Regions from separate parts of the Homo sapiens genome. Here regions 1, 2, 3, 5, 6 and 7 are each linked to region 4. The links are chromatin loops, found by intact Hi-C in ENCODE. Cell type or tissue: GM12878. All regions are shown on one strand. Links, peaks and the distances in the headings refer to the core of each region. The heading gives the core; the rest is flanking DNA. Region 1 has its middle 61 kb from the start of BCL2L14. Region 2 overlaps ETV6 (ETS variant transcription factor 6). Region 3 overlaps ETV6 (ETS variant transcription factor 6). Region 4 overlaps ETV6 (ETS variant transcription factor 6). Region 5 overlaps ETV6 (ETS variant transcription factor 6). Region 6 has its middle 38 kb from the start of BCL2L14. Region 7 overlaps ETV6 (ETS variant transcription factor 6).

The links. Peaks named below come from ENCODE experiments on the same cell type or tissue, not always from the same donor. Only the 100,000 strongest peaks of a DNase experiment are listed, where the experiment ranks them.
Region 1: it touches region 4 in a loop (5-fold over the local background); 6 of 110 quality-filtered maps call a loop at or near these places.
Region 2: a loop joins it to region 4, with 4 times the contacts of the local background. A loop is called at or near these places in 9 of 110 quality-filtered maps.
Region 3: a loop joins it to region 4, with 5 times the contacts of the local background. A loop is called at or near these places in 9 of 110 quality-filtered maps.
Region 5: a loop joins it to region 4, with 5 times the contacts of the local background. A loop is called at or near these places in 5 of 110 quality-filtered maps.
Region 6: it touches region 4 in a loop (5-fold over the local background); 8 of 110 quality-filtered maps call a loop at or near these places.
Region 7: it touches region 4 in a loop (6-fold over the local background); 7 of 110 quality-filtered maps call a loop at or near these places.

What each region holds. Positions count from the first base shown.
Region 1 is chr12:12,007,218-12,011,687 of GRCh38, forward strand. No RefSeq gene overlaps it. Among named protein-coding and RNA genes, the nearest start is that of BCL2L14, 61 kb to the right of the region's middle. RefSeq lists enhancers at 1,255-2,135, 1,801-1,930, 2,136-3,016, 2,911-3,030, 3,017-3,897 and 2 more. In GM12878, for the core only: CTCF peaks have their summits at 1,339 and 1,909; DNase peaks (open chromatin) are centred at 1,437, 1,629, 2,194, 3,124 and 1 weaker place; H3K4me3 peaks cover 1,126 bases; H3K27ac peaks cover 4,000 bases.
Region 2 is chr12:11,748,810-11,753,279 of GRCh38, forward strand. It overlaps ETV6 (ETS variant transcription factor 6), which reads left to right. Exons shown (of 8, transcript NM_001987.5): 2 at 3,641-3,770. Among named protein-coding and RNA genes, the nearest start is that of ETV6, 100 kb to the left of the region's middle. RefSeq lists enhancers at 1,472-1,521, 4,370-4,459. In GM12878, for the core only: no CTCF peak of the experiment used is centred there; a DNase peak (open chromatin) is centred at 1,732; H3K4me3 peaks cover 1,815 bases; H3K27ac peaks cover 4,000 bases.
Region 3 is chr12:11,760,287-11,764,756 of GRCh38, forward strand. The region is part of intron 2 of ETV6 (ETS variant transcription factor 6); the gene reads left to right. Among named protein-coding and RNA genes, the nearest start is that of ETV6, 110 kb to the left of the region's middle. RefSeq lists enhancers at 1,821-1,990, 2,001-2,120, 2,621-2,670, 3,001-3,210. In GM12878, for the core only: no CTCF peak of the experiment used is centred there; DNase peaks (open chromatin) are centred at 1,995 and 2,855; H3K4me3 peaks cover 742 bases; H3K27ac peaks cover 4,000 bases.
Region 4 is chr12:11,834,055-11,838,524 of GRCh38, forward strand. The region is part of intron 2 of ETV6 (ETS variant transcription factor 6); the gene reads left to right. Among named protein-coding and RNA genes, the nearest start is that of ETV6, 190 kb to the left of the region's middle. RefSeq lists enhancers at 2,361-2,590, 4,362-4,470. In GM12878, for the core only: no CTCF peak of the experiment used is centred there; a DNase peak (open chromatin) is centred at 2,527; H3K27ac peaks cover 4,000 bases.
Region 5 is chr12:11,730,175-11,734,644 of GRCh38, forward strand. All of the region lies in intron 1 of ETV6 (ETS variant transcription factor 6), which reads left to right. Among named protein-coding and RNA genes, the nearest start is that of ETV6, 83 kb to the left of the region's middle. RefSeq lists enhancers at 242-351, 592-691, 4,018-4,067. In GM12878, for the core only: a CTCF peak has its summit at 4,124; a DNase peak (open chromatin) is centred at 817; H3K4me3 peaks cover 1,997 bases; H3K27ac peaks cover 3,861 bases.
Region 6 is chr12:12,031,015-12,035,484 of GRCh38, forward strand. No RefSeq gene overlaps it. Among named protein-coding and RNA genes, the nearest start is that of BCL2L14, 38 kb to the right of the region's middle. RefSeq lists enhancers at 1,290-1,339, 1,790-1,889 and a silencer at 2,341-2,635. In GM12878, for the core only: a CTCF peak has its summit at 2,510 (motif pointing left); DNase peaks (open chromatin) are centred at 1,450, 2,015 and 2,497; H3K4me3 peaks cover 2,651 bases; H3K27ac peaks cover 3,087 bases.
Region 7 is chr12:11,779,045-11,783,514 of GRCh38, forward strand. All of the region lies in intron 2 of ETV6 (ETS variant transcription factor 6), which reads left to right. Among named protein-coding and RNA genes, the nearest start is that of ETV6, 130 kb to the left of the region's middle. RefSeq lists an enhancer at 1,669-1,738. In GM12878, for the core only: no CTCF peak of the experiment used is centred there; DNase peaks (open chromatin) are centred at 357 and 1,897; H3K4me3 peaks cover 1,089 bases; H3K27ac peaks cover 4,000 bases.

The sequences.
Region 1 (4,470 bases), core at 257-4,256, 170 kb after region 4:
GGATGACATAGGAGTCTATAGAGACCTGAACTTGTCAACAGGAAAATAAAAGATATTTTTAGGTGTCTGTGTCATTAAAGGACTTCTATGGGTGGGCGTGGGCCGTAAGGTTTGACTAAGAGCAGTAAAATGGGGAGTAGGTAACAGGTCACAGAAAATGGAAATCGGTCATTACTGTTTGTTTGAGATTCCATCAGTGTCTGGGGCTGGTTGGTCTCATTGGGGAAAGGAGCATCTTGAGTGGGAAGGATGCCCAGGAAATCCAAATAGACTAGCAAAGTAGCCAAGAATACAGAAATGCCCTCATCACCTCACCAAAGCCCGTGTCCCCTCATGTTGCTCTGGGAGGGCTGGGCCACCCACAGGAGACTTGCACAGGTTCCGGGGACCCCAAGCTGCTGGCAGAGCCCCCCACCAAGTCCTGTCCAGCTTCTGGGGCTCTGTGAGCAGCATGAGCCAATCCTCCTCACACACATGCAGAGCCTCAGAGAAGGAGCATCATCCTCCATCCTGCTGCCCAGGACAAAAACCTGGAAATTCTCCTTGACTTTTCTCCCACTTTACTCCCCAAGTCTAATAGGCTCTAGGTCCTTATATCTCCCAAATCCACTCACCTCTTGCTATCCCCATAACCACTAACATAGTTCTGGAACCCACCACTGAAGCGTGTTCTAACTTCCTCCCGTCTGTCTTCCTTCCTGTCACTGAAAAACTGATGGCAGTCCTTCCTCTGCTTATACCTCTTCATCAGCTCCCTTCCACCATTAGAATAAGGCCCGAACTTCCTAACGTTGCTTCGATATCCGCATGAGCTGGCCTCTGGTCTCCTCTCCGGCTCTCACCAGGCTTCCCTGCCAGCTTTGTCCCGCCATACCAAACTACTTCCAGTCCCATACAAGTGCCTGTCTCCCTTTCACTCCTGGACTCAGAAAATTCATCTTGCTTTCTCTGGAAATCATCTTAACCTCACGCCCCTTACCCTTGGCCCCATCAGGCCAGATTCCCTGGGTTAATTCCTGTTCTTGAGACTTCGGCTGTGATGTTTCCTACTTCACAGCTCTTTCGGGGCTGGGTGAGCGGCCCTAACTTTGTGCTGCCGTAGCCACTTGCATTTGCCAAAACCAGAGCATATCATCCTCTGCATCATAGTGGGTTTTTTTTTTCCCACTTATCTGTCTCTCCATCTAGATCTGTGGTTCTCTACTCCCTGTAAAATAAATTAGAGTCATTGTTTTTTAAAAAAAATGCTAATGCCTATTAAACAAAAATCTCTTGAGGTGGATCTGGGCATCAGAGTTTTTTAAGTTTCCCCCAAATAATTCTAGTGGGCAGCCAGCGGTGGGCGCCACTGAGCCAGACGGTCTTTGTTGCCAGTGCACAGGGAACAATCCTCAGTGTCTGTTACACAAATGAGTCTCTGATCATTCCACTTTGGTCTGCAGGGCAAAAACTCTACAGAGAGGGCATGGAGAGGAAGAGATGGGTCTTGAAGAAGAAACTTGCACTAGGGAGGACCCACACCTCCCCCCTGACTCCAGCTCCCTCTGGTACAAAACCCCAAAGCTGAGCTGTGGGCCCAGCCCCACCCACATGCAACTCTGCGCTGTTGGAAAGGCTTGGAAGTCAAACAGCAATCTACTCCTCTTCATGGAGGCAAGGATAAATTTTCTTTTCAAAACACTTTAAATTTTATCACCTCTTCAGAACAAGTACATGAATGAATAAACTGAGGCTCCAAGAGACTGTGAGTGGCCCTCGCCTCAAATCTCTAGAGCAAGGCAGAGCAGAAATCAATACGTGACTCCCCAGGAGCAATTGGCCTCGTCCTGGGTGGCCTCTGCGCCCACCCTAACTCTCCTGCCTCCTAGAGCAGGCAGGGCTCGCCCCGAACCACCCTGCCTCCTAGTGCTGACAGAGGCACATCTGCAGGGTGAAGAATCTGCAGGCAGGATGCAGAGAGTGGGAGGAGGAGGACAATTTCGCACCTGAGTGATCCTTTTCATAAAAATGGGATCACGTTACTTCCTACTAAGAGAAGGGAAATGTTATCCGAGAATGTGGGGCTCTCATTCTCGGATATGAGAATGTCTCTGCCAACAATGCCTGGCCTGATCTTACCTACCCCACTTCACCAGGGGCACTCACAGCTAGAATCTGCTGAGAACCCTCAGGCTCTCAATGGGTGTGACTCATCTCTTCCTCTATTCCCTCTCTGTAGAGGTTTTGCCCTGCAGACCAAAGTAGAGCGATCAGAGACTCATTTGTGTAACAAACATTAAGGGTTGTTCCCTGGGCACTGGCAACAAAGGCCAACCCGGCTGGCTCTCTGAGCTCAAGAAATCACAGCATGGCTCAGCGGTGCTCATTGCTGGCTGCCCACTAGAACTATTTGAAGAAACATAAAACTCTGATGCCCAGACCCACCTCAAGGGTTTTGTTTTGTTTTGTTTGTTTTTTGAGACAGAGTCTTGCTCTGTCACCCAGGCTGGAGTGCAGTGGTGTCATCTCAGCTCACTACAACCTCTGCCTCCCAGGTTCAAGGACTCCTCCCACCTCAGCCTCCCAAATAGCTAGGATTACAGGCACACACCACCATGCCTGGCTAATTTTTTGTATTTTTAGTAGAGACAGGATTTCACCATGTTGGCCAGGCTAGTCTTGAACTCCTGACCTCAAGTGATCTGCCCGCCTTGGCCTTTCAGAGTGCTGGGATTACAGGTGTGAGCTACCGCACCCAGCCAAGAGATTGTTTAATCAGCAAAAGGCTGGGCAGGGCAGTGGGGCCTAGGGCGGCACTTGCTATCAGATGTCTGGAGGGCAGGGTTGGCTTTGGCCATAGATGGACCTCGGTTCAAATCCTGGCTGGCCATACCACTTACCAGCTCTAGACCTAGAGCAGGTTAACATCATGAATCTAAACTACTTACCACTTAACAAAGTGAGTGACTATCTATAACTGTTGCCGTTGTTACAAGAAATCCACTTAGTAACTGCACTGAAAGCCCCTCATCCCCAAAAGGCAAGAAATGGGGAACAACCGGGTGACTAAGGAAAACTGCAAGTGAAAGCAGCTGTAATTTCTCTCGCTGTGGTTTGCGGTGCTCAACACTCTTGCTTGGCTGGTTGTCTTGGAGGGTTAATGAGGTCTCTGCTGAGTGTCCTCAGCTTAGCAATGGGCAGTGGGGCTCTGTTCACAGTCTCATCCCGGCCACGTGGCCTCCCGGGTTCAGACACCCTAGGCTGATGCTGTGGTTCCATGTGCCTGAACACGAGCATCCGAACTCATTTCCGGCCTGCCTGTCCCCCCATGCAACGGCTCCTGAAAAAGGGGAACCAAATGCTGCCCATTTCACCCCCATCAATAGCTGACAACGCCTGGGTTCCTGCTCTCCTGACATTCCCACTCATTGTCGTCAGTGGAGCGAGCAGGCAGAGGGGAAGTGAGCTGCCTATCAGCCCCTGCAATCAGAAAAAGAGCCGGGTGCCTTTAAGACGAAGGTGGTGGGCAGCCATCCATCTTCCCTAAACACACACTCGCCTTGTTCTTCCATTTCTGGCTGAGTGATAAAAACGTTAAATGTCATTTCCTGTATCAGTGGTTAACCACTAGATGCTGGATCAGAGATTTACCAGAAGTGCTGAAGTTATGGAAAAAAAATAAATAAACCTGCTGTTTTCAATAACCCTTTCTTGCACCCTGTGGGAACTATGTAACCTCTGGGGAGGGGGCTGCGAGGGGGTCGCTGGATTTGACTTGGGCAACACACTTAGGACTAGATTTACCAAATGCTTTCTTATGCTTCATATAGGAAGTGAAGAGAGACAAAATGTAACCATCCTATACCTGTCCCCAAGTGCGCGTGTGTGTGTGTGTGTGTGTGTGTGTGTGTGTGTGTGTGTGTGTGTAGAAACGCTGGGAAAAGCAGGAGGAAAAATCATCCACGTGCCTTCTTTGCCCACCTCTCTCAGGATATCTTGCAGTCATTTTGGTTTTATTGACCCAGGGTTTTTGCAGAGGACAGTTGCCCTGACTATTCGATTCCCTCAGCTTCCTGCAACAATCAATGTCCTCCAGTGACAAGAAGGCTTCCTGGGGGAAAACATGCTCCCAGGAAACTCCTGAGAGGTGGAGAGCCCAGCTCAATCCTTTGTTGTGTCCTCTTCTTCTTTCAGTTGCTCCATTAAATTAATCAAGAGCTCAGAAAAGGGAAGGCCTGGCTTAGCCCCCAAGGAGAGGTGACTGGACCGACTGCAGCCTGCCCACAGCTGTACTCCAAGCCCAGCCATGCGCTTCTGACCTGAGGTCAACTCCCCACATACAGCTGCCCTGGGCTCCTCCCTGCGGCCTCCCAGGCACTCCCCTCAGTCTGGACATATAAGACTTAGGAGCTGCACTTTGTTCTAGCAATTCCATTTCCTTCCCAGTGCCAGTTGGGATGTGCTGTGCACACCAAGTGCCCCTAGCTCCTC
Region 2 (4,470 bases), core at 161-4,160, 85 kb before region 4:
GAAATGGGAGAGGGAACGCAGCTCATTTTGGCTTCAGTCCTTACGCTTTCAAGAGACAACCCTACTCCATACTTCATTATTTTTTTTAAAGCTTTCTATAATGGTTGGTGAAATTTACATTTCAACTCTTGCCTACAACAGTTTTCTGCCTTATTTTCTCTTCCCAGCGCTTTGTGCCGCCTCCTTGACAACCTGCTCATAGGTATTACAATTGGCCTCAGAAATTGCAGTGCTTCCCTTTTGTTCAGCTGGTTGGCTTGATAGGTTGTATCTGCAAATTTGAGAGCAGCGTGTTTTATTTTTTACAGCATCTAAACAATAATGTAACCACATCACGGCATTCTGAGTCACATCATTGACCTCCACCAGCAGTTTATCCCCCTACAACACTTGAATACATTAATATCACTGTCTGTAGCATTTTAATTTAATTAGAGCAGCGGTTATAATCCTCTTGGGAAAATCGTTATCCCCCCCATACACACACACACACACACACACACACACACACACACACACACACACACACACACACACACACCCCTACTCCCCATAATGTTAAAAGAAAGAAAGCAGCTCTGGTTTTCATCTGTCTGACAATTTGCTTTAGAGGTGGGACTCTCACCACCACCCCCTCCTTTGTTGGGGTCGCACCAGAGAAGCAGTTGTGAGAGTAAAGAGGTTCCCTTTATTTGGGAAATTAGACGTTAGTGTCCTTAAACTTCTCTGTCTAGATGTCTCCATCTGAGATAGTGGTATTTGGTTAATTTTTCCAATTGCTGATAGTCTGCTGATGTGCCAGGGTAGATGTTAAGTGCGAGGTTATTGCAATAGAGTGAAAAATGAGCACTGTGAGAGTCAACCTAGAGATTCACAAAAAGAGAGACAAAAGGAGTCTCTGTAGTGTGGGATTCCCAAGAGTGTGTTTTGTTCTCCTTGGAACAGAGCCCACTCACTGTACAGCATCCTTTTGGGGTCCCCAAGTGCTCTGCAGCCACCAAGCCCAGAGTTACCTTAGGTGTGCCATGGCTACTAGAAGAGTGCTCGGGGCCCTAGAAGCACATTGTGCATTTGTCCGTCTTGGTCAAGGTAACCTCTCTTGTTGCTGACAAGTCTCTTCATTGAGCCTTTGAAAAAGAGCTTATGGTGTGGAAAACTGTCCTCCAGCTGAGTAGAAACCATCATCAGGAATGTGAGGAGATCAGTGGGCCACAGTCTCTTCATCTCTGGCCTTCCTTTTATAAGTTTTCATCATGAAATAGCAGTTGTCTCCATCTAAAATTGTTTGGACGGGGTTTGCGGGGGATGGCGTCAGATCCCAGAGCAGGTGCAGAAGTGTGGTGTTTCACCGTAAGGTCAGGGAACCATGTAGAAGTGAAAGCACACCAAGGGGTTACTTTTAAAGAGAGCACAGTTGAAAGGAAGGTCCAAAGCAATGATAATTTAGTAAATTACAGTATATACACTTTCAGGGTAATAGCTAGCCAGACTCTTTTGTCAGCTGGCTGGGGATGGAGTTCCTAAGAAATGAAGTCCAGTCAGCATGGAGGGCCGGGTTTCTCCCAGCTTGCCTTGGTGGAGTTGGGGCAGGCGGGGATGAGGCGGCCTCACTCTCATGGACTAGCCAGAGTGTCTTGTGAGTTTCTCTTTGCTTCAAGGGAAAGAAGAGTCATTGAATTTCGAAATGCTGTCTTGTTTTTTTCTTGCACTCATGAAGCACCATTTGAAGACCCTTTGGCTGCCCGATGTTTTCTTCACCAAGTTTCACTTCTGCAAAAACCCTAACAAAACAGAAAGCTATTTCCGAGAATAAAGTTAACGGTAGATATCTAGACATATAGTGGGATTTGGGGGGTGTCAGACAAGAGTTGAAGAGTATGGAGAATTTGTTAAATTCTAAAAACAGACTGTTTGAAATGCTCAGAAGCCCACCTCACCTTTAAAAACCTCTGAACAGATTTTATGTTTCCTATATGTGTGGGCTTTTTTTTTTTTTTTTTTTTTTTTTGCTTTTTTCATCCCAAACCAAACACCAAAAAGTATAACCCATCCTTCAAGTTAAAGTTTCTCAAAATACATGTGATGCCTGCTAAAGTTCAAGAAAAGTGCAGTTGAAAGTTTTGCCTCTGGGTGACTTTTTACAGGACATCTTAATTGACCCAGAAATGAAACCTGGGATATATGTGCCTGCCCTTCATTAAGAAATTCACCAAGAAACCTCAGGATGTATGTTTAAACAGAAATATTCCAACTGCCCTACTTGCTTCTGGTGGGTGCCTTAGGGAAGGTATAGCAATTCCATTCGGAAATTATAACAATATGTATATATTCATTTAAAATCAAAACTTCCTACCACAACTGCCAGACTTTCTAGGCTATGAGCAGAGGAGAAGCTTTAATTTGGTTATAGGCCGAGGACTCCGCCGCTTCCCTTTGCACATTTGATGAGATGTAAAATGTTAAAGAACTATCTTTCCAAAACGTAAACACTGCCTTCCCTTTACTTAAATGTACGATTTTCTTTTGCTCTTGAGTTTTATTTTCATAGTGGCATCTTACTGGTCTTTCCTTTCCACCATATTTTTGGATGTTGTGTGTTCCATTTTACATTGCCCAGTTAAACCACAGACACTCCTGAAGTCATGTTTACATGTGGACTGCAAGTCAACCTAGTTGGCATGTTGATCTAAGCTACAAATTGCACTGCTGTTTTGCCGAACCCAACAGTCGGTTTCTTGCCATTATTTGCGGTATTTTAACTTAAAACTCACGGTAATCCTTCTCACCCCATCTAGTTTGTTTTAATTGATCTAACAAACACTGCTTGTTTGAATTCAAATGGAGGATCCATGGAAGCTCTCCCACCCCACCCTTTGATACTTGATAAGGGGTCAAACAGTACTTCTTTTAAATTCAGATAATTCTTTGAATGAACTATGAAATACTTCAGAGGGAAAGGAAATATCGATTCTGAGATGGAGAGTAAAAGAACAAGGAGATATTCATTATTGTTGCAGATAATTCCTAGCAATGAAGGAAAAAATTAGACGTTGGATATTTTTGGTTGTGGTGGTTGTATAGTGAGATAGGTGGACAATAGAAAAATCTTCCTTGTGGATTGAAGTTCTAAATCTAGAACTTATCTTTGAAGCTGTCACTTTACTTGATCAGCTCACTATGGAAGTGAATCTAGAATCATACTTTGATTAGAAGCTGGGGATATTGCTACAGAAGAGAAAACATGGCTTTAATATAGTGATGGCATTAATTATGTGACTTGGGCAAGTCATTTTTTAAAAAGTTGTCTTTAAGCCATTCTCGCGGACGTATTTTTTTTGTTCCCTTTTGTCCCTCCTTTTTACTTGTACAAACCACAGGGTGTACACCTATTGACATGAGTCCAAAGTAAAGGCTGTTTTCAACGATGGCAGAGTTTTGTTATATAGCCCCAAGGCTAGGCATCTGAAAGACAACTGTATACAGTGTCTCTACGGAGAGAGTAAGCCGGATTGCTTGGGAAGCTGGTACTGCCCATGCCCCGCCTCCCTTTTGCTCCCCACCCCGAGATGGTCTCATACCTCCATTCCAAGCTTTCATTGTCTCTCTCCCCCTCCCCTCTTCCTGCCCTTATTTTTAACAGCAGGAACGAATTTCATATACACCTCCAGAGAGCCCAGTGCCGAGTTACGCTTCCTCGACGCCACTTCATGTTCCAGTGCCTCGAGCGCTCAGGATGGAGGAAGACTCGATCCGCCTGCCTGCGCACCTGCGTGAGTGTTCGTGACCCGAGAGGGACAGAGGATTGATGGCGTGGGGCGGGGGTGGCAGGCAGTGGGCTCCAGGCCAGAGAGGGGCAAGCTCTGAGGTGGTTTTCACAGGACTTCGCCACGCTGCTTTGGAATCTTTCACACCCCCCTACCCCCAGATACCTTTGAAAAATTTGAGGTTCCTGTTCCTTGTTTCTCAGTGTATTCATTTCTTCCCTGACTATGACATGTTAAAAAAAAAAGAAACCTGGAAACATGCAGTATATGGCAGAGCCAACTAAATCTCCTAGTAGACAAGATGATTTCTGTGTGTGTGCAAAGTTTATCTGTATTCTCAAATTCACGCTTACTCAACTTTAATATTTTCTTTGGTCCTAAATTTTGCTCAGTTTGTGAGTCAGACTCACTTCTGCTTTGTTTTTAAGCTGTGCGCTCGTCCTTTCTTTCCAGGGCCCTCCCTCCCCTCCCTGTCTGTGCTGGCTACTTTTCTTCCCTTCGTTTTCTAGGCCTGCATAGGTCCTCTCTCTTGCCTCCTCTTTCCTTCACCTCCACTCTCTCTTGCTTCTCTTGTGCTTGCTTTGCCTCAGCAGCTGCAGTCTGTAGTGGTTCCACCTTTCTCTCCCAAATCATCTCTACCCCTTGGCCTACCACTTCCCCGTCTCAGTCCTCAGCTGCAACTTGGCAGAGGTTTGGGGCCCACACA
Region 3 (4,470 bases), core at 238-4,237, 74 kb before region 4:
ACCAGTAGCTCTCAAATGGGGCTGTAAGATTCCAGTAATAGAAATGCAGATGATGGGTACGGATAATGGATAAAGAACTGTAGATGTGGGGTGGATGACGATTGGATACCTAGAAGGGAAAGTTGACTGCACAGGGCTACGCAGTGAATACCCTATTTTACCAGGTCAGCTGAGGCTAAATTCTCTACTTCTGGGGTGGGGGTACTAACTGAAATGGTTCACTGAGGAGGGTGAAGGTTTGTAAGGGAAGATGTAACAATACTTTTTTAAAAGCACCTAGGACAAGTTTTAGGGTGTTGAATAGCACCATTTAAAAATTATAGGGGTATCCAGCAATTTATGGAGCTCTGATTGAGAAGTATCATTGTTAGGATTTTATTACCCATTTGTTTTCCAGAAGTAGCTCATCTTTGCAAATGAGCTTTAGTTTTTTGGTCATTGTACCCTACCTGCCAGCTCACAGGAGCCTGTGTTTCTCCTTAGGAGCCACTCTGAGGTCAACCGTGTTTAAGATCATAAAGCCACTCTAGAGAATCTCTGTGGCATTGTTGTGTGGAAGAAGAAATAATGATCACTACTATTATTATATATATGTGTGTGTGTGTGTGTGTGTGTGTGTGTGTATATAAAAGTATATGTGTGTGTGTGTATATATGTATATATGTGTGTATATGTATATGCTTCATATATATTATCCTGAATAATAACAAACTCTGCACAGTAGATATTATACCTGAGGCTCAGGTAAACCACTTGCCCGAGGTCACCCAGAGAAAGTGGAGGAGCCCCAATTTGAATCCGTATCTAATTCCAAAACCCAGACTTTTATTTTCCACTTCACCCTATTACTCTTTAAAAGTCTGAGGAGCAAATGAAAGTTGTTTCATTCTATCTATTGGTTAGAAGGAGAATATCCAAGCTAACAGGCTGATTTTTTTTTCCAATTTTTAAGCATAATATAAATTACTGACAAGAGGGCCCAGATGGATAAAATCAGAGCTATAAACCAAATTATCTTTTGAACTTGAAGGAAGATAAATTTCCATATCCAATCCTGTATGCACACTGTTATCTGCCAGATAGTCTCAGGTATGTGTGTAAATTCTGGAGTGTTAGAAACAAAACTAAATGAAGTAAAAAGAGGTTCCTTGTCTATTATTTTCCATCTTTTTTAAAGAGATGATCTACCTCACAGATGGTTATTAAACAGTAAGAAAGATGCTGTGATTGAATGAAGATTGTGTTACTGAGTTTACACCTTAAAACACTGAACTTCCTGATAATTTGTGTTAAGCCAACACGCTTCAGAAAAATTGCCTGACGTTTGGTGCCTTAGTTTACCCACATGGCATGTGTGCCAGAACACGCTACAACAGGGTAAGAGGGCAGAGAACATGCTCTTGTAGGGGTCAGTTCCTTGAGCTCTGGTTCTACGTGGCTGATTACTTGGGTCATCCCAGCAGTTCATTCCATCTCTCAGGACTGTGGTTTCCACATCTGCAAAGTGAAATGGCCTGAGTATATGATTCCTAAGTTCTCCCCAACTCAATCGTCGCATTGTTCTCTTATTCCAGAAGAGAAACACAAGGGGTATCAGCAGTGGAACATTATCTGTAAATGCCAGATTTCATGATCATTCACTTGATTTTTAGGACTCAACATCAAATTTTAGTGCAGATGGTGGTACTTTCATGACACAGGAAATTGTCCTTCGTTTTACCTGTGATTGTTTTGGGAGGAAGCCCTCCTGCAAGGAAATAGGGAAATCCAACACCCAGCTCTGTTGAGCATTTCCCTATGGTTCCTGTGATTGAAATCGGGTTAATGCTTTTGTGGGATGAGAACTGGTGCCAGCTCCTAGGCCTTGCAGGGCTTCTAAAGACTGTCCCTGCCACTCTTGCCTTATGCTGGTTCCCAGGACCTTACAGCCAGATCACAGGCCTGCTCCCCTGTTCTCATAGCCCCCTTTCTGGCCTGAGAATTGTCTGTGGCTTGGCCCTTTGCCCCATGCAACATGCACAGGTGTGGCTTCTGCTAACTATCTACTTGACCCCAACTGTGTGATTAGCGGCAATCCCCTCTGCAACTCAAGGCGTGTTTGCCTTTCCTGTAACCTGTAAAAAATTTCAGTCTGCGTTTTTCTCCCTCTGGAGATGGTATCCACTGGGTTTTAGGCTTTACAGAGCCAGCTGATCTGCGTGGATGGGCCACACTATCCTCCCTTAGCCGGCTCCGTAGCACATGCACAATTAATACTGCATTAATTAATTATGGGAGAAAAAAAGCACAGTTGGCAAGGGAATGAAGGCTTTCAGCTTCTAAAGTGAAGGCTTTGATGCTGAGCTTGAAAGTACATTTCCATCCGCCTCAGCCAGCAGAGAGAATCTGTGACACTTATACCATCCCCTGGGCATGAAAACTCACACCCAAGGAAAGTATTTCTAAATAGAGGCCCTCAACTAGTTGCTGGAATCATCTACTCATTGCCATGGGCTGTGAAAAGGGGGTGTAAGATTAGGGAGAAAAGACTCGCCCAAAGCAGCAGTGATTCGTGACCAAAGCTGATGAGGGGTTTTATTTTTTCTCCTTAAGTAGCTCTTAAGTCACCAACATCAGGAACTCTTTGTAGAGAAACAAATATGAGTAAGTGATTTGGTGCCAGCCCTCTTGAGGACATAAAATGACTCTTTCTCCTTCCTCCTCCTCCTCGCATGCCTTGCTTCAGGAAGGAACCCTAAGGTGGTGCAGGTTCCCAAACCTGTTATTCGGATGGGTTGGAAGGTTCATCTCTGTTAGGCATGGTTTCCCACTAGATATGAACAAAGTCGGGGAGAAAATGCTTTCCTTTTTCATTCTGATTCCTTCACGCCATTGTTCTTGAACTCCTCAGCTCCCACACTGACTCCTTTCACTTCTCCTATGAGGTGGTAGTGAAGCCACCTCACAAAGTCCCCTCTCTGAACAGACGCAGTTCTCGTTCCCCTATTTACAACTCTGTCAAGCATTTTTCGTGGGGGCTCTTGCTGACCTTAAAATTTGGCCGTGATTCAAATATTCATCCAGGTATCTGGGGTTTTATTAAAGGTCTTTTAGGAACACAAAAGTAGGAATTCCCTGAGAGAGGTTTTCTTCACTTGAGACTCATGGGTTATAAATGAAACTACTGGAATGCCCTGACCAAGTGCTGAGAGGAGCTTCAGAGACCCACAAAAACCTAAAAAGATGTGAAATTTGTCTCTGATCAAATAGATTTTGGACCTTATGAAAGAAAATAAGCTTTTCTTTTGATTCTTAGAGAAAAATTTTTGCTTCAGATGAATCCAAGTGTGTGTGCACGCACGTGCTTTCGTTGGGATCGTCTTATAGCTGTTATTCCAGATACCTGCTTCACAAAGCTTCTGTGATTATTCCTACTACTGTGACGATTCCTGCCACCCCAGTGATCGGGGAAAAGAACTTGAAATACAACTGGGTATTGTAGCATTGGCACTGTGCAGACGCTGTGTAGCTCTCTCATGTCTGGTACTTCTTTGTTTGCTAAAGGAGTATTGAGATTCAGAAAGTGGCTGCCTTCTAAACCTTTATTGTTCAGATAGCATTACTTTGGACCCAGGACAGAGGGCTTATAGTTGACTGTGAACGGGGTGAATGTTATACTTAAGCAGGGAATGTGGTCACCCAGTTGCAATGATTTAGAGTGCTTTGAACATAAATATCTCCCACGATGAATGACCAGGGTGCCTGAAATTCCATTGTTGAGACATTCCTTTTGGATCAGGCATTATTTCCACATAGCTCCACTTTTAAAAGTAAATCATTATGGCAGGAGATAGTTATGGAGAGAGATAATTAATACCTCAAGTCCCTAATATCTTAATGAAAATTAGCTTATCAGATCTCCTGAATTTTTTGAAGTGGAAGGACCGTGGCCAGCACGGAGTGGGTAGAGTTGGAAATAAGCACTATAATTTGCTTAGGGCTGGCCTTCTCTGTGGATAAGACAGATGGAAAACTAGATGGAAAATCCAGGCCTCCTGATTTAGACAAAACATTGTGAGCCTGGAGCTCTGAGGCCAGGATGAGCAGTCTGCTACTTACTGTGCGTGGCCATTGCTCTCAAGACATTGCCATCATCAGTCTTGGCCAAAGAAGGTCAGGTCTCCTCTAGTACACTGGCGATTTGAGAATGTGCAAGTCATCTGCATTTCTTTGACAGGAGTAGTGAATTTGGGAGTATAAATCTGAATCCTTAAGCCTTTCAACCATTCTCACTAAATGTCTTTACTTCAGGGATGATCACGTTTGATCGTAATGCCAAGATCTTGCAGATGTATAAAGGGCATGGTAATCCAAGTCTTGAGTTGAAGTAAGTGGTCAGGAAAATCTTGACCCTTGGGGAAGGAGCTACCAGAGCTGGGTGGCCTATGTGTGTGTGACAGGGAGGAGGTGTGCAGAATTTGGGGGAAAGAT
Region 4 (4,470 bases), core at 215-4,214:
ATAGATCTCTGGAGGAGGCAGGCAGGTTGGTAAGGGTCTACAAACTGCAGTGGAGGAGTTATCTTTGGACCAATTAAGGACGTTTCATCTGGAGGCAAAATGACTAAGCAAGGACGTGATAACTGTCCTCACTGTGTTGAGGGTTACAAAATTGGTGTGGGTCATTGAATCAAGTTATGAGACAACATGGGATGTTGGGAAAAGTCAGGGGATCAGGGGCAGGTTGATCCTGAGTCAGTCTCTTAACTTCCAGGCTTCAGCTTCCATCTTTCACATTTTATGATTCTGTCTCCAGCACGTAGAACCTAGAGCAAATTCCTGTTTATACAGAAAGTTTGGATAAGGAGTGGTTTTGCTGAATGGCTACTGTAGCAGAAAAGCTTGAACTGAGTGTTGCTCAAATCAATAAAATCACCTGATGACTAAGCCCTGTTTTCTATTAAACTGAAAAGAGAATGCAACAGACTTCACTGGGCTTTTGTGAGAATTACATGAGGTAATATGTATGAAAGCACCTTATCAACTCTGAAGTACTACCCCGATGCAAGCAGTTATGTTGATTATTGCCATAGCTAGATTATAACTTTTCCAAGAATTAGAATATAATGAAACACACTTAAGCATTAATCTGTCTTCTGTGATTCAGAAGATCCTTCAGGAAGTTACAAAATCTCAGGGTCATGGCCATGGGCATGGAGTAATTCTGTAGAAAAAGATCCTGGCTGTAAGGTATTCTTTGGTTTTTTGGATTCAAATTAAATAGGAGCATATTGACTACATGAAACCCTGAAGGGAATAGAGATCACATACTCTAAGCCCGTCATTGTACAGATGAAGTCACTGAGCCACAGAGAAGCTGAGTGGCCTGCCCAGAATCAAATGTTAATTCATGGCAGATCTGGGAATAAAATCCAGGCTCCTGTCTCCCAACATGTTTGTCATCATTAGTTTAAGAACATCTCAGAAAGTCTGAAACAGGGTCAAAATGTACTGATGAATGTGGCTGCCCATTAAAGCATGGAATTGAAGAAATATTAGAAGTAAGTTTAAGGGCCTGGGTGTGTCACTGAAGGATATGACACAATATACTGGACCTACTCGGGAGAGGGGAGAAGTACAGTAGAATTTTTAGTAACTTTCTTAATCACAGCAGTTCACTTTCTCTGTACAAAATTCTTTTCAAATATTCTCTGAAACTAATTGGCATTAAAAATGCTGATCTTAGTAAATGGCCCTCAAGAGGCACGCTATGCGCACAGGGAATAGTATAATATAGGTGCAGAGTAATGGTCTCTCTCCTTCTCTCCTTTTTTTCCTTTTCCTAATGATCATTAACATCTATATTCTTTGACTTTGTTGAATTAAAGTTGCAAGAGATGGCCGTAAATAAAGCAAGTTATGTATGTGCCTCCCTCATTCTGCCCATGCAGCTTCTGTTCCATTTGCAGCTGTGAGCCGTGTAAGACTCTCAAGACCAAGCACCCATGAGTGCCTGGGAGCAAGTAGCCTGTGAAGGGAGGACTTTATTCCTGGATGCATTAAAAGCAGAGTCCCACCTACACCTCCCTCCTCTTCCCATTTATAAATCTACTTCTCCAGGGATCTACAGATTTTTTGGCTATATTTTTAGTCTGTTGATAATTTGAGAAAGTCTCCAAGGATCTAAGTCTTGGATGGGTAGGAGTCAATTCACTCAGTCTTTTTTGAATCCCTAATGGATGTTCAAAACCAGTCTCAATTCTGGATCTGGATGGGACATGCATGTCGAAGTACAGTGTGATGGATAAGAGCACAGATTCTGGAACCAGATTGCCTGGGTTCAGATCTCCGCTTCTGTCATTACTAGGGTTATGTGACCTTGGGCAAGTCCCTTAAATGCGTTGGGCCTCAGTTTCCTAATCTGAATCCCTATCATAGGGTTGTGTGAGCATGCAGTTGAATGAGCTAATATCTATTCATATAAAGTGCTTAGAGCAGTACTAGGTGCATAGTAGTGCTTAGTAAATGACTATTAAGTAAATTAAATCAGCCTGATTAGAATTGCCTCCAGGTGCAAGGCTCTATCCCATTTAGACACGCTAACACACAAGGTCTTAAGGGCTTTAGGTTTAAGGAAAAGGGGCTTTTTCCCCCCTCAATTCTACACCACAACCTTTTTATTCTATTGAATTACAAAGGAAATAACAGTGGGACTTGACTTTGAACACCAAAGTTTATCCAGCCTCTTTCCAGCTCGGTGAACGTGTCCACCTACTTCACTCTTTATGCTAAAGGAAGAGCAGCGACGCTGATAAATGTATTGAGTGGCCTCGAGCAGGTGGCTTGCTCTGTCAAGATCACTTTTGTATGACTGCTGGGATCACCACAGTCTCCCCTGTAACTTGCTGGGTTCCTCTTGTACATAAGCCGAGGGCATTTGCATCGGTTCCTGGTGAGGGGGTTTCCACACGGTGGCCCTGGTTGCTTCAGGGGCTGGGCTGTGGGAGACATTAATGGGAAGTGAAAAGAGAAACTGTTGTGCTTAACCGGCAGAGCTGTTTGGAGTGTGACTCTTCTTGTATTTAGGGAAAAGATTACTCATGAGTATTTTCTTCCATAGAATATAAAGAACCTCAAATTACTACTTGCATCCCCCACCCCCTTCTCACCCACCTCCCTCCGTTGCAGCGTGTCCTCTGCAGAAACTTCAGCATTTTACTCTCAATTCCCCTCCCAAGCAGGATTCAGTTCTGTATTTGCTTTGGGGCCCATGTTTCCAATAAGCCACCCTGTACTTTTTCCTGTTTCTGCCTGAGCATCTTCTGCTCACTGGACCTCTCACCTCCAGGCACCTTCCTAGGCCTGAGGAACCAGACCTTCACATGTGTCCCCTAATGGGAACTCCCTGTGTGAAGGAGAGGAAGGTCCATAATAACAAATCGCAGCGCCATTCTTGTTCAAAGGTGACACCATTGACAGTAAGGAGTTAGGTTTAAGGTTTTTACCAGTTCAAAAACTGAGATTTTGCTGAGTAACCCTCACTGCCACTCCCACCTCCCTGTGATTCTAGATACGTGTTTTCAAGGTCATTGGAGAGAGCTGGTACTTCCCATATCCATGGACTGTTTTTAATAGGCATCACTTTCTGGCCAGTCAGGAGTCAAAAACAAAAACTTTTAGTGGCTGTATTTTATTCTAAAGATCATAAAGCAGTAATGCACCATAAATTATTATTTGAAATTCTAATTTGTTTCCATGTGAAAAAAAAATTATCCTAAAAACACCAAGAAAAAAGCTCTTAAATGCTCATCTCTAATGATTTCCAGTGCCCAGTAGTTCTTTTTTTGGTGCACTACAAAAAAGGAATTTTGGTTTTGAGGGGACTTCCACAGGTTTAGAGGAAGCCAACTACCATTCCTCAAAACTACACTTTGCAAAGGAGCCACTTGGAAGACAATCATGCCCAGAGGCCCTGGACATTTTCCAGGGCATTTGAGCCGTTTGTTCCCCACTTCAGCAGGTAGGAAGAGCAGCCCCATATAGCAAACCAGATTGTTCTTTGGCATGCCTGGTTTAGGATGAAAGGTAATTTTTTCCAGGATCAAACTGAGGGACACTTTTATAACACACTTGTGAAGTCTTCGTAGCAAGTTTAAGTAACTTATAGTGAGAGACGGAAGCTCCTCTTAGCAACACTGATGCCATTGCTCTGTTTGAGCTATTGATTCACACCATGTGATTTTAGAGAATGAAGATCCATTGAACATCCAGCTTCTTCTGACCCAGCAGTTCTTAAATTTGGTCTCATGTCTCCTTTTGATTCTTAAAAATTAATGGAGACCCCAAAGAGCTTTTGCTTATATGGGTTATAGTTATCTGTAGTTACCATATTATTACATAAATTAAACCTGGGTATTTACAAAATATTTATGAATTTAGCAAGTAAAATAGCCAACTCTATATTAATGCAAACATATTTTAAAATATATTTTCCCAAACCAAAAATAATTTGTGAGAAGAGTAGCATTGTTACACATTTTTGAAAGTCTCTTAAAATCTGGCTTAATGGAAGATGGCTGGACGCTCATCTCTGTTTCTGCATTCAATCTGTTGCAAGATCACATCATATGCCTTCTAGAACATTCCACCTAAGAAAGAATGAGAGCGAAAAAGGCAAATAATTAATATTGTTATGACAAGATGTTTTACTTCATAGGCACCCTACAAAGGTCTCGGGAACCCTGATGGGTCCCAAGATCACATTTTGAGAACCACTGTTCTAACTTATCAAAGATTTCTCACAACAGCAAAATAAAATAAAACTATAGACTTACAGTCAGGCTCCCAGAGAGCCAACCTGAGCCAACCTCTCAGCCCCTGCTCTGTACCCCCCTCCTGCCCACTTGGTTCCTACTCAGAGTTCAAGTACCACCCCACCAGGAAGCTCTAATGTCAGTGAGTAGAATAAAAAGGCAGAAGACCTTTTATCCT
Region 5 (4,470 bases), core at 294-4,293, 100 kb before region 4:
ATCCTTAAAAAACATGCCTCACCATTTAAGAGACCAGCAGCAGGCCTTCAGCAAAGCCCACGGTCTAGGCAGCCTTTGTAGGCCTCTGGGATTGTGGTGAGAAAACCTTATCCCTCTCTTATTTCCTGATAACTTTACATTTTAGAGGTGTCTGGAAAGAAAGGTGGCAGAAAAGCAGCATAACCTGCTTGACAAGTCCTGTACAAACAGAAGTCCAATGAGGCTGCTGCTCTGGGGTTGCCAAGCTCAAGGAAGCCAATTGTAGTGTGCACAAAGGTGCAAGTCACCAAGGCCTCAGAGAGCTCCAAGGAAGCCTGTGCAAAGGCAGGATTTAGAGTTCTAAGGACGGGTTGTCCAGCGCAGCCCAGCAGAGAACCTAGGTCCATAACTGTGGACTCTCCTGTGAGGGAGCCATGTTGCGGGGTGGACATCTGACAGTTGTCCCTGCTCTGTGAACCTGCGACTTCATCCTACAGGTGCAGAGAATGGTTTTGGCAACTCTCTCCACCGCAGAATGTGGGCGGACTTCTGAGCTGGGTTTGATTTTCCTCTTTTGCTTTGGAGTGTACAACAATCAACCCTTTAGAGCAGAAGTAGAGGAATGGAAGACTTTCCCATGGCCCAAGACCCCTCAGTGGGTTGCTGTTTGCTCTTCCCTAGAATATTATAATGTTCAATTTATGCCTCCAGGAGACCAGAGACACACGTTTCCCAAATGTGGGTACAGGTGGCTTTAAGCTGTTTCTGTGAGTAGAGGCCCAGTGACATGTTCCCCAGTGTAACCCCCTCCTTGGTTTCACATCCCCTCTACCCGATTCTAGGCCAAGCCCCTCCAGTGTAGTTGGTGACCCAGAACAGGTGAAAGTGAGGCTGCCTTTTGTAGCACTGCTCTTTGTGAATGGGAAGTGCTGCTGGGGAGAAATGATTTTAAGTGTGAGCTTTGCTGTTAGGGGCAGCCCTCTTTCTCCACTGCAATAAGAAGAGTCATGACTAAGTCTAGAAAGGCAGGTTTTGATCTTTAGGATACTGTGATGTATGAAATAAAGGTATGTCCTTCTTATTCGGTGTTGCATTGTCAGCACCTAACACAGTGTTTAATTAAAGCAAAAATTTTTGTATTGAAAATATAACTAGGTGGAGGAGTAAGTCAGTGCTACTTAAGTGTGAGTATTTGTCTTCCCTGATCAGATGGTTTTCTACGTACTCAAAATTTCATGTAGTAAGAATGCAGGATGCTTATGGAGAAAAGTGAGTGTTGTTTGTTTCTCCTTAATATTTATATATAAAAGCAAGAGCTTATTAAACTTTTAGACGTCTTTGGAGGTTTGAAATTTCCCACTGTTATTCTTAAGAAGAGAAGAGAAAGAATAATTTTTTTTCTTCTGTCTTATTGGCCTTTAAGGAAAAGCGAATTTCAGAAAAACATGGGACGGAACAGGAAGTGTTTACAGGTTTAGTCATACTTGTTAGGTATGAAAAAGCCCCACTGCCTTCTCATATTGTTTCTTTTATGAACTTAACACTTCCTACTTTGAGAATACCTTCCTCCCCAAGGGCTCAAAGCCCTTCATAGTCATTAATTTGCATCTTGCTAATTTTCTTAAAAAATTAAAATGTTAACTACCATTTAGCTGGTATTCTACCAGCTAAAACTTCCAGCTAAATGCATTTTGTCTGTCTGTATGTATTAGCTCAGTTGAAAATGTGATCCTACTGAAGGCAGTAGGGTAACCGGCTTGTCCCAGTTTCCCTGGGATTTCAGTTTTAGTACTGAAAACCCCACATCCCCGGAACCCCTTCAGTCCCAGACAAACCAGCATGGTTGGGTCACCCAAGAAGGCGACCAGTTCAGGTAGCTCTGCATAAAGAGAAGATGTTCCACCCTGCAGTCCTTACCTTAAATCTAGGCAGCTACCTTAAGAATTGACCTAGACAGCAGTGTGTGCATGGCTCAGTGCAAATCTTTAGCATCACCTGGTAGAAGACAACACTGAGCACACAGTCGCAGAACTAGTGCAGTTCGAGGTACGTGGAAATGTCTCTGCAAAGTAATATTTCTGGTTTCTTGTTTTTTTGTCTACCCTTTTCCCCTTTACTGCACTATATGGTGAAAAACGAAAACAAGAACTGCTAACTACCTGATTTCCGAAACAAGAAGTGTGATCTCAAATATTTCTGTTGATCTCAGGTTTTTCATCTGAAAAATGAGGATGCTGGTCTCAATTTCTAAGGCCCCTTCCTGCCCAAACTTACCAGGAGGAAAGAAGCTGGAAGTAGAAAGCAGGAGAGGTTCAAAAAGAAAATGGGATGCATCTCCTTTAGTAAGCTCTACTCTGGAGAAGGACGTTGTCCTTCAAGTACAAACCTTTTCACCGACTTGGGGAGTTTCCCCCCATTGTATCCCACCCCATCTTTTTCTGCCATCGTGCACTGTGTCGTTTGAATGTGCTGCTTTGTCAGGGCTGGGGGCTTCCTTGGTGCTCCAGCTTGGCCACATCCGACACACAGACCACCCCGTCCTCCTTCTGCCTCTAGAGGACCAAGAACAACCCTTGTTCTGAAAGCACCCTGTCCCTGAGCCTGAACACATGACCCTGGATGTCAGAAGATGCTCTTCTCCATTTCAATTGCCCAATTCCAGCTCTGTAATCATTATGTTAAATGATACAAGTTTCAAAAAATATATATTTCTAATAGACTTTCTATTATCTTCCTTAAATCCACAGTGTCACTTTCATTCTTACTCCTCATTTTGGGGTGAAAGTGTAGAAAGATTGTGGCTTTAGAATCTGACGTACTTTGCTTCAAATTCTAGCACCACTGTGTGACATTGGGAAGCCCGTTCTTTAACCCCACTCAGACTCTGTTTCTCCATTGATGAAATAGAAACATACAGTATCTTATGTGTCTGGCACATGGAAGGTACTCAGCATATTAATATTAACCACTTTGGGCTGGGCGCAGTGGCTCACGCCTGTAATTGCAGCACTTTGGGAGGCCAAAGCAGGCGGATCATGAGGTCAGGAGATTGAGACTATCCTGGTTAACACAGTGAAACCCTGTCTCTACTAAAAATACAAAAATTTAGCCAGGCATGGTGGCAGGTGCCTGTAGTCCCAGCTGCTCGGGAGGCTGAGGCAGGAGAATGGCGTGAATCCGGGAGGCAGAGCTTGCAGTGAGCCGAGATCGCACCACTGCAGTGCAGCCTGGGAGACAGAGCGAGACTCCATCTCAAAAAAAAAAAAAAAAAAAAAAAAATTAACCACTTCATTCTTCTTAGCCCTTCAAGCCCCCGCACCGTGTTTTCTGACATATCATCTTGTTTTCATCCTTTCTCTTCGGTTTAATTCCAGAGGGTACAGAGAAGGTGTAAGTTACAGGTAAAGGAGAGTAAGTGCACTGTGAGTGGGTGCTGATGAAATATCACAACAGGTTCTCATTCTGACAACTCACACTAGGCCATGCTTCCCCGGAATATTTATGGAACTAAGTGGAAAAAAGGATCTTTAGCAAGGATCCAGCACCCTCAATGCAGGGAATGAAATGTGTTTATTATTAGAGCAATCCAGTTTCCATACAGCTACCAATATACACACACCCACATACCCTGTTCAGCCATACTGAAGAGTTTACTTGTAAATCCAGGCGAAGCTGATGCTGAGAGGTGGCCCGCTGTACTGATTTTGTAAAACCAGCAGGAAAACCTCTGCTCGGCCGACCACTTGATGTTTTAGTTGCAGCCACTAACATGTTAATCAAAAGAAGCAAATACATGTTTTTCCCTTGAGAAAACATGGATAGTGGTGTAACGGAAATTACCTTGAATTATTCCTCCTCAAGTATCTATCCAATCTAGATAGATGGATTATCTGATTGCACCAGGAGATGCAGACCTGGCAGTGGCTACTTCTATTGCAGCATCTTTAAAGGAATCAGATCTTTGGATTTCCATTTTCCCATTTTTATTCTTATTTTCTCCCTGCTAAAAAACAGTTTGCAGAGGCACTTGAAAGTGATATAAACTCCATAGTAGATAATAGTTGTACATGAACATCGTATCTTTTATCATATAGTCCCCTATGTAATTAGGTGATAGCTTGAGCCTAGCACAGGTGGCGCTGCTGAGCCATCTCGGAAATGACCACATCTGAACTGGGCGCAGTGGTTCATGCCTGTAATCCCCACACTTCGGGAGGCCAAGATGGGTGGATTGCTTGAGCTCAGGAGTTCGAGACCAGCCTGGGCAACATGACGAAACCTCGTCTCTACAAAAAATATAAAAATTAGCTGTGTGTGGTGGTGCTCACCTGTGGTCCCAGCTACCTGGGGGGCTGAGATGAGCAAAAAAAAAAAAGAAAAAAAAAAAAAGAAGAAGAAGAAATTACCATATCTGTATGTCTATACATAGGTATGTGGATTTATCACAGTGCTGGTACAAGTACTTTTGTCATTGATGTTTATTAAGCTTTT
Region 6 (4,470 bases), core at 176-4,175, 200 kb after region 4:
TACAAACCTGTACAGCAAGTAACTGTACTGAATATCATAGCCACTTGTAACACAATGGTATTTGGGTATCTAAACAAACCTCACGTGAAAAAGGTACAGTATAAAAGATTAAAAATGGGCTGGGCGTGGTGGCTCATGCCTGTAATCCCAGCACTTTGGGAGGCCAAGGTGGGCGGATCACGAGGTCAGGAGATCGAGACCATCCTGGCTAACACAGTGAAACCCCGTCTCTACTGAAAATACAAAAAATTAGCCGGGCATGGTGGCAGGCGCCTGTAGTCCCAGCTACTCAAGAGGCTAAGGCAGGAGAATGGCATGAACCCGGGAGGCGGAGCTTGCAGTGAGCCAAGACTGGGCCACTGTACTCCAGCCTGGGCGACAGAGCGAGACTCCATCTCAAAAAAAAAAAAAAAAAAAAGATTAAAAATGGTACACCTGTATAGGGCACTTACCAAAATGGCTGTTGCAGAACTCGAAGTTACTCTCGGTGAGTCAGTGAGTGAGTGGTGAGTGAATGTGAAGGACTGGGATATTATTGTCCACTACTGTAGACTTTATAAACACAGTACACTTAGGCTACACTGTTTATTTTTAAAATAAAGTAATTGAGCTACAACATGACAATGGCTACAGCGTCACTAGGTGATAGGAATTTTTCAGCCCCATTATAATCTTATGGGACCACCTTCATACATACAGTCGGTTTTTGACTGAAACATCATTACATTCAGCACGTGAATGTAATTGCGATGAAGTGAAAGATAAAGGTTATAGTTCTAGTGTATCCACAGTGCTTTAGGAGATGAACTGTTAGGGAAAGCCAGAAAAATCTCCACCACGGAAAAAATATTTGGCCTGCGTCTTGAAGGATAAATAGGAAGTCAGTACTCAGACAGGTGCCAGTGTTTTTCAGCCTGAGGCAGGGAGGTATGAGAGACAGCTGGAAGGGTTTGAGAATGGGTGGTGAGAACTTACACTTACTGGGGACTGGATATAAGAATGCAGTAAGACGTGGACCTAGCACCGTGATTTTTCGACCTGGGCTACACATCAGAAACACCTAGCGAGCTTTTAAATCTTCCAGGGCCCAAACCACATTGTGAACCAATTAAATCAGGACGTCTGGGGCTAGAAGCCAGTCATCAGTATCTTTTTTTAAGCTCCCAAAGTGATTCCAATGTGCTGCCAAGTCTCAGAACCACTAGTCTAGAAAGGAGGGATAAGGATTTTCAGCAGCCCCCACAGAACCGGCCCTCCTGGTGACCCTGCAATCCTGGCACACACACCCCACCCCGCCTGGGAGAAAGACCGGCCACACCACAGTCATCGGCTGTTTCCTGCTGCTCCTTTCCTCCCACCAGCATTTTACTCTGAAATAGTGGTTCTCAAAGTGTGGTCTCCAGACTGTAGCATCAGCCTCAGGGGGAAATTCTTAAAAATGCAAATTTCCCAGCCGCACCCTGGACGCATTCACCCAAAAACTCTGGGAGTGGAGCCCAGCAACTGAGCCATGCTAAGGTTGGTGAGCCGCTGCTCTGGAACATTGATCCCTCCCAAACTGCAGCAAAGCAAGCACCTGGGTGTAGCTCTGGCTGTGTAGGTGCTACTACAATCTGCTGGAGTCACTGCTTGTCGGCAGAGATGCCGTGGGAGCTGGCCTGGGTGCCTCCACGTTGGCCGTCACCACCAGGCAGTGGCCTTTGGCCTGGAATCGAAGGTACCAGAGGGCTGATAGCTCAGTTTTTTTATGGCACCAAGAAAAGACTTTCAGATTGGAGGTATGGGATTTTCTTTATTTTTTAATCCTCTTTTAATATAAAGTGGCCCCTTAGCAAACTTTCAAGATATTTCACATCAGAACTGGCCGGGAAATCCGGCATGTGGACAGACACGGATATGCCGTGTGCATTTTTCCGTTGGAGGAAGAGGGTAGGCTTGGGTGCTGGAGGGTGTTGCCTGGGGGCGGAGCGAGAAGGAAGAAAGGGCGCTGCTGGTTCACACCTCACCCATGCCCTCCTCTCAGGCCCCAATCAGGATGGAATTAAAAGACCCTGGGAGGAAAATAAGGAAAGCAACAAAGGAAATGAGTTCCCCATACAGAAAGGGAAATTGCCTTTCCCGTTAAGGTCAGACTGGTCCGAAGTAAAGGACTGGTGCGCCTTAGCAACCGCCTCTGCTGAAGCCCTAACGCTGGAGCTCTTTCGCCCTCGCAGAATAACCGGGACTTTCTTGCAGCCGGAACCAGCCACGTCCTGATTCCACACTCCCTTGAGGAGCCAGCCAGCTCCACATTTACTCAAAGAATCCGAAGGGCACCAAGTGGATGCTCTGCCACACGATTGAAGAGGGCAAGCTGTCTGGGGGGTTTTCCACCTCTTTTCAACTCAACTATTCTGAGCTGAAGTACTGGACCCGTTTTGTTTTTCCTGTTTTTTCCTGCTTCGGTAAATCTGGAAAAATCCTGCAGGTCTGAAAAACTGTTGGACTTGACAGCGTGTGTGTAGCGCCACCTGGTGACCACAGCTTATCAAAACAGCTTCCTTCTGGGGCTCTTGTGGATGTACATCAAAGGCTCCAGCTTCCAGACAGGTACACATCCTGTTCTCACGCCCGGCCCACTTTCCCGTGGGAATGTCAGCCACTCTGATTTGCCTTGGCTGAAAACCTCCTGTCTTTGCATGGAAAAAAACACAAATAATATGAACAAGCAACAGAGTTTTCTTTCTCTCTTAAGTAACCAAGCATTTAAAATCTTCTAAAGCACACATTTCCCTAATTGAGAAAGGAAGCAGAAGAAAAATTTCTGGCTGAAATTATAAATCATAATAAATGGTCGGAAATACCTTCTCCCTTAGATTCCTGGGGTCCTAGTGTAGAGGAGACTTCAGTTGCCCTTGACACTACAACATCCTGACTAAAAGCCTGTTTCCAAGGTGATATTTGATAGACATGAAGGACCCAGGTGGAAAAGAAGGTAGTCTGGACGGCACGGCAAGGAGTGGAACACGCAGGCTATGAGGTGTCAGCAGAAATCAGTTCTGGTCCTGGCACTGCTACCAACTTGCTGTGTGACCTTGGGAAGTTACTTAAGCTTTGTGGATCTCAATGCCCCAGACTCGTTAACTTCTTTACTATTTTTTCCCATAAATTCAGTGTTTCTGAAAGATGTTGCCCACCAGAATGCATCTCTAAAATAGGAGCTTAATAAGCTTTCTGTCTTGAGGGATCAGACGTATAAATGTCAGGCAGGCCTTCTGATGATCATGATGCAACCAGAGTTACCACAGTGAGTCCATATCACAGACAAAGGCGAAGACACTTGATCCCTTCTTAACCTGGTCTCCCACCCATGAATGATTTTTGTTAGGATTTCAGCATGTTGAAACTAACCCACAGACCCTAGTTACAACTTTCTCAGGGCCTGAGAGCTGGGGAATCCCAGTTTGGGAACCAAAAAACTAGAAAATCTTGAGGGCAACTCTGGCTGTCATGAACTAAAACAGAGCAAAGATGGAAGCCTGTGGTATGTGCGTGCAGGTAGAATCTCGATTTGAGAAATGGCGTTACAAGGAATTAACACTTCAGAAATGCCAGCTCTGTGCCAGGATTTTTTTATTTTATTATGTATATTTGTCATGGACAACATGTTTTGGAATATGTATACATTGTGGAATGGTTAAATAAAGCTAATTACATATGCATGTGCTCACAAAGTTATCATTTTAGGGGTGACTTAAAATCTCTCAGTGATTTTCAAAAATATATGTTATTAATCATAGTTGCAATGTTGTACAATAGATCTCTTGAACATATATTCCTCTTGTCTAACTGAAATTTTATGTTCTTTGACCATCTCCCCAACTGCCCCCCAACAAGCCTGAAAGCCCTGGTAACCCCTATTCTACTCTCTACTTCTTTGAGTTCAACTTTTTAAGAGTCCACATATGAGATCATGCAGTATTTGTCTTTCTGTGCCTGACTTATTTCACTTAGCACAATGTCCTTTGGGTTCATCTATGTCACAAGCAACAGGATGTCCTCCTTTTTAAAAGACTGAATAGTATTCCATGGTGTGTTTTCTTTATCCAACCCCATTTTCTTTATCCATCCATCCGTTGATGAACACTTAAACACTTAGTTGGTTTCAAATCTTGGCTATTGTGAATAGTGCTGCAATGAACATGGCAGTACAGATACCTCTTCAACATACCAATTTTATTTCCTTTGGATATATATACCCAGGAGTGGGATTGCTAGATCATATGGTAGTACTATTTTTAATTTTTTAAGGAACCTCCATACTGTTTTCTGCAATGGCTGTGTTAATTTACATTCCCACCAGCAGTGCACAAGGCTTCCCTGCTCTCCACAACCTCGCTAGCATTTGTTATCTTTCATCTTTTTGATAACAGCATTCCAACAGGTATGAGGTGATATCTCATTGTGGTTTTAACATGTATTTCTCTGATA
Region 7 (4,470 bases), core at 295-4,294, 55 kb before region 4:
AATACTTCAGAGCCAGATTAAATGCTTTGCTCTATTTTTTCATAGATTTGGGCTTCGACCAAACATACAAGTTGAGCCTGTTGACTTCTCTCTTTGTGGATGCACACGTGCGTCTCTGCGTATATTTGTGCATGCTTTCCCGAATAAGTCCTCTTTTAAAACTCAGCCTTTCATCATTTTAGAAATGATTTGCTCTTTTACAGCTTGTACTTTTTATGGTTCTTAGAGGATCACTGCAGCAAATATATTTGGCAGAAATTGAGCACACAAGCCCTTCCCCAGAACTCAGTACTGAATTTGTTCAGTTCCCATCTTAAAAACTTGAAACTCCTTTGACTTTTCCTGTGATGTGCTTATTTCTGATCTGAAACTGTAGTTCAAAGCTAGACTTGGTAATCATTCACGTCAAGAAAGGAATGGATTGCTCAAAAAAGAAGTCAGACTCTAAAAATAGCCTCCATACCGAGGCCCACTTTTCTACCTAGGGAATCAAGACAGAAATATTTCCAGGATTGAAATGACATAGTTCAAGTGACGCAACCATTTGGCTGCCTGCTATTTTTCTCTTTTCTGCCAGAAGGAAAATATATAATGTAGAAAAATTCCCCTAGAGTTGTTAAAATAATCACTGAAATAACCTTTGGTGCTTAGTATGGTACCCTGGAAAACTTGGATCTCTAGAATGGTTCATTTCAGAGCTTTTCCAGATAGCCAAGTTTTTATTAGAAAATTGGTTGGTATAGACGGTGCTCACTGTGACTGTTCAGTGCATGATGAGAATCCTTCTTTACAGAGATAAAAAGTGTGAAGAGAATTGCTGAGAAGTAACCATTCATTCCCTTCTGCATTTGCCTAGTGTGCTGTGTAATTAAATGAGCTGATAAAATTTACAAGAAATAAAGCTTTATGCAATTACAAATAGATGACATGACTTTTTAAAAGGTTTTGCCCATATTTTTCACACACGCTCTACCTTTAGCCTTCTCTGCTTTCACACAGATGCTGAAAAACAAAAGAGTTAATTAGAAACCATTCCTTTTCTCTCTTTCTGGTACAGAGAAGGCTTCCACTAAGTATGTGCTGAATAAATGACCCAGTCTGAAAGTTTTAATTTATTACACAGTATATTCATAGAACTGTAACTGTTACAACCTCTAGTTTGATAGATGTAGCTGTTTTTGTTTTTTTAAGTTGAGATTATATTAATATCTGTCACTTGGGTTGCCAGCCTTTTAGAAGAAAATTTGGGGTTTATATTAGAATAGGTTTTAGGTTCAGTAGCCTGTATCCTTTTTTACTGCCCTGGGACAACAGCAAATATTCACCTAAATTCATTCTGTGGTGTAACACTTTAGAAGTATACCAGTTCTTCCTTGCAAATAACAACAAAAAGCTCTGAACAACTTAATCACAGAGAAAAAAAAAGCTTTTATTGGAGGTATATTGGGCAGCTCATTGGCTGATAAGGTAGCAGAAGCAAAAGGATACTTGGCAGCCCGGAGCTTAGCTGAGATGGAGCCATAAGGACAGTTTTATTAGGATGCCACCACAGCTCGGCTGCCAGTGGACACATGAATTCGTGAGACTAGCACCTCTGCCATAAATAACATCTCACCATCCCTGGGGAATTGGTCACTCCCTTAAGACTCAAACACTGTGGCAAGTGCATCTAATTGGCTGAGTCCAGGTTATGTTCCAGGGAACAGGGGAGAAAGCTCTGCCAATCTTGGGATTCCCCCACATGCGGTATGTGGATGCTGAGCAGACAAAAATATAGAAGTCTAGTAGATGATTGTAAGTTACTGTATAGCAGTGTGTTTCATCTTGTTCTTACGTCCTGTGGAAGCTTTCTTCATGGCGAAGTTAAGCAGTTCCACATCTGCATTCCCCCAGATCAGCACACCAAAGGTGAACAGCTTGGGTTTCCCCCTACTTTCAGTTACAGGTACAAGATGTTAGCAAACTATGCAAATCTCAATGAGTTTTGTTTCCTAATTCTGTTTGCATGCTAGGAAACTTGCCTCATGATACAACAGTAAACCCCTGCTTTAAGAAAAACATGAGGCTGGTTTAATATGTACAATGTCCAACTCTTAGGAAGTGTTTATTTTTCAATTGCCTTTAATAATTTCTCATAAAGATCGATGAGTCTAAGAATTGTGAAGGACCTCAGAGATGATATATTTCAACTTGTCATCCACGTCACGACTGTCTCTTTAGCATCCCAGAGATAGCAGGACAGTCCTCCCCTGCTTGTGTGTATTCAGTGGGAAGTACTTCCCTGCCCCCTTTTCGTCCCGTTCTTGGATGGTGCTAGATGTGAAAAATAGAGTTGAAACTCACCTCACTGTCACTTTGCTCTTGGTTCTAGTTTTGCCATGTGAAACCAGATAGGGTGTATTCTTTCTACATTAAGTCTAGAGACAGAACTTTGGAATCAGATATGGATTTGATGCTCAGCTTTGCCATTTACCCAAAATGAAACAGTTACTTTAACAGTATTTTTCGTCTAATATGTGCAAACTAATTGCTGAATGGATAGGCAGTTATTTTATTAATGCAACAAAAGGTTATGTTAGCATTTTAATATTTGTGTTGTATTCACATTGATCGTTTTTACTTGGACTATAGCCAAAGTCAGAACTCTTCTTTTGTGGATTTTTTAAACTTAAAATATATGCCTTTACATTTAACCCTATTACGTTTTATTTAAGTTGGCTGAGGTAATGCCTATCATCCCTTCTATAAACTCCTCTTTCCTACTTTATGGCTTCTATATTAGATGAGTACTTTCTCTGTACCTTTATGTTAATTATTTGGAAGGGAAAAAGATTGAATGGGACGGGACCTGTGAAAGATCCCTGTGGCATACCGCTAGAGACTGCCTTCCAGGTAGGCATAGTTTTAAAACTATAAAGTTAACTTTATAGTTAACAAGTATATTGTGATTATGTTTTCTGGCAAATAAATCTCTTTGCTGCCATATGCCATAAATGACACATTATCATTTTTGCAAATATGCACAATGGTACTACATATCAATTGACTGTCAGCCTAACCCATAAGAAAAAGTCAGGATAGACTGTCAAGTTATTTGCTGAAATCAGATGCACTGCTTGGCTCTCTGTAAAATCTTTACCAAGTACCCTCTTTCACTTTACTCGTCTACTCATGGCAAATCTAAAACCTTCTACTTCAGCTTAGGCAAGACATCTTCTTGGGTCAGTGGTAGATGTGAACAATCTTCGTGGGTCAGTGGTAGTTTAACAGTTTGTTAAACTGTTGTTAATCAATGTATCTACTCTCGGTGATTTTAAGAGAGAAAAGAAGACTTTTTGTTTTTGTCTGAGAGGAGTTTTTAACCTGGAAAGACAGCTGAAACGTTATCTGAAATGTGAAATGTTAAACATTTTATTATTAAGAGACAGTGTGTTTTTTATTTTACTCACACAGTATGTGTGCATTTGTGTTTTCTGCGACTGCACATTTGTAATAATAGGCTCATATTTTGTTTTTCATTTTAAAATTGGCTTTGTAGGATGTTCACTAATGTGGAAAGACAGAGGGATTGGGGAATCACTGGGAAATGCTTGGAGTCAGTCTGTTATGTAGATGTGCAAGGTATTGACTACAGAGTGAGACACTCTTGCTTGGTTATGTCCTATTTCTCTCTGAATTTTTTAATTCTCAAAAAGTAATTTAGAACTATAACACCTTGGTTTGTATGAGTGTAAAATGATTTATAAGATAACCTCAGGTGTGTTGACAGAAGAAATGCAATTAAATTGTTTCCATGTTTAAGAAAAATATGGGAGGTATATGTATTATAAGTATACATCTATTGACTGGCTAAAGAAGAAAAGATGACTAGGGTATGCCATGCTAAGGAGTTTAGATTTTGTGCTGGAAGTTTAAATAGGGGAGAGAAGGGATGTGTGTTCAGAAGGCTTTTGTAGGTAGCAGCTGTAGCAATGATCTAGGTGAGAAAAAAATAAGTACAAGCCAAAGCAGTGTCAGAGAGATGGAGTGAAAGAGAAACATTCAAGTGATTAAGCAGATTGATTGGGCAAGGTGAGTGGCAGATCAGATGAGGAGCAAGGGATGGGAAGCAGAAAAGACAAGTCTCCGTGGAGCCCATTATCTAGAGTGGCAAGACGAGAAGGAAGAGCCTATAAGAGGGCTCCCCAGAGAGACAGGAGGGAAATCACAGAGATCAAGGAAGGAGAATTTCAGGAAGGAAAGAATGATCCTGCCCAATCAGATGCTGCATAGAATTCAGGTAAGATGAGGACTGAAGGTGTCTTTGGCTTTTCCAAGTAGGGAAGTCATCAGTGACCCAGTAAGCACAATTTCTGTGGCGGGGAGAGGCAGGTGGAAACCTGATTGCTGTGGGTTGAAATGTGGAAGAAAGTGATTATAGATGACTCTCTTACTGGATTGGAATCGAGAGAAAAGATAGGATCTGGAAGG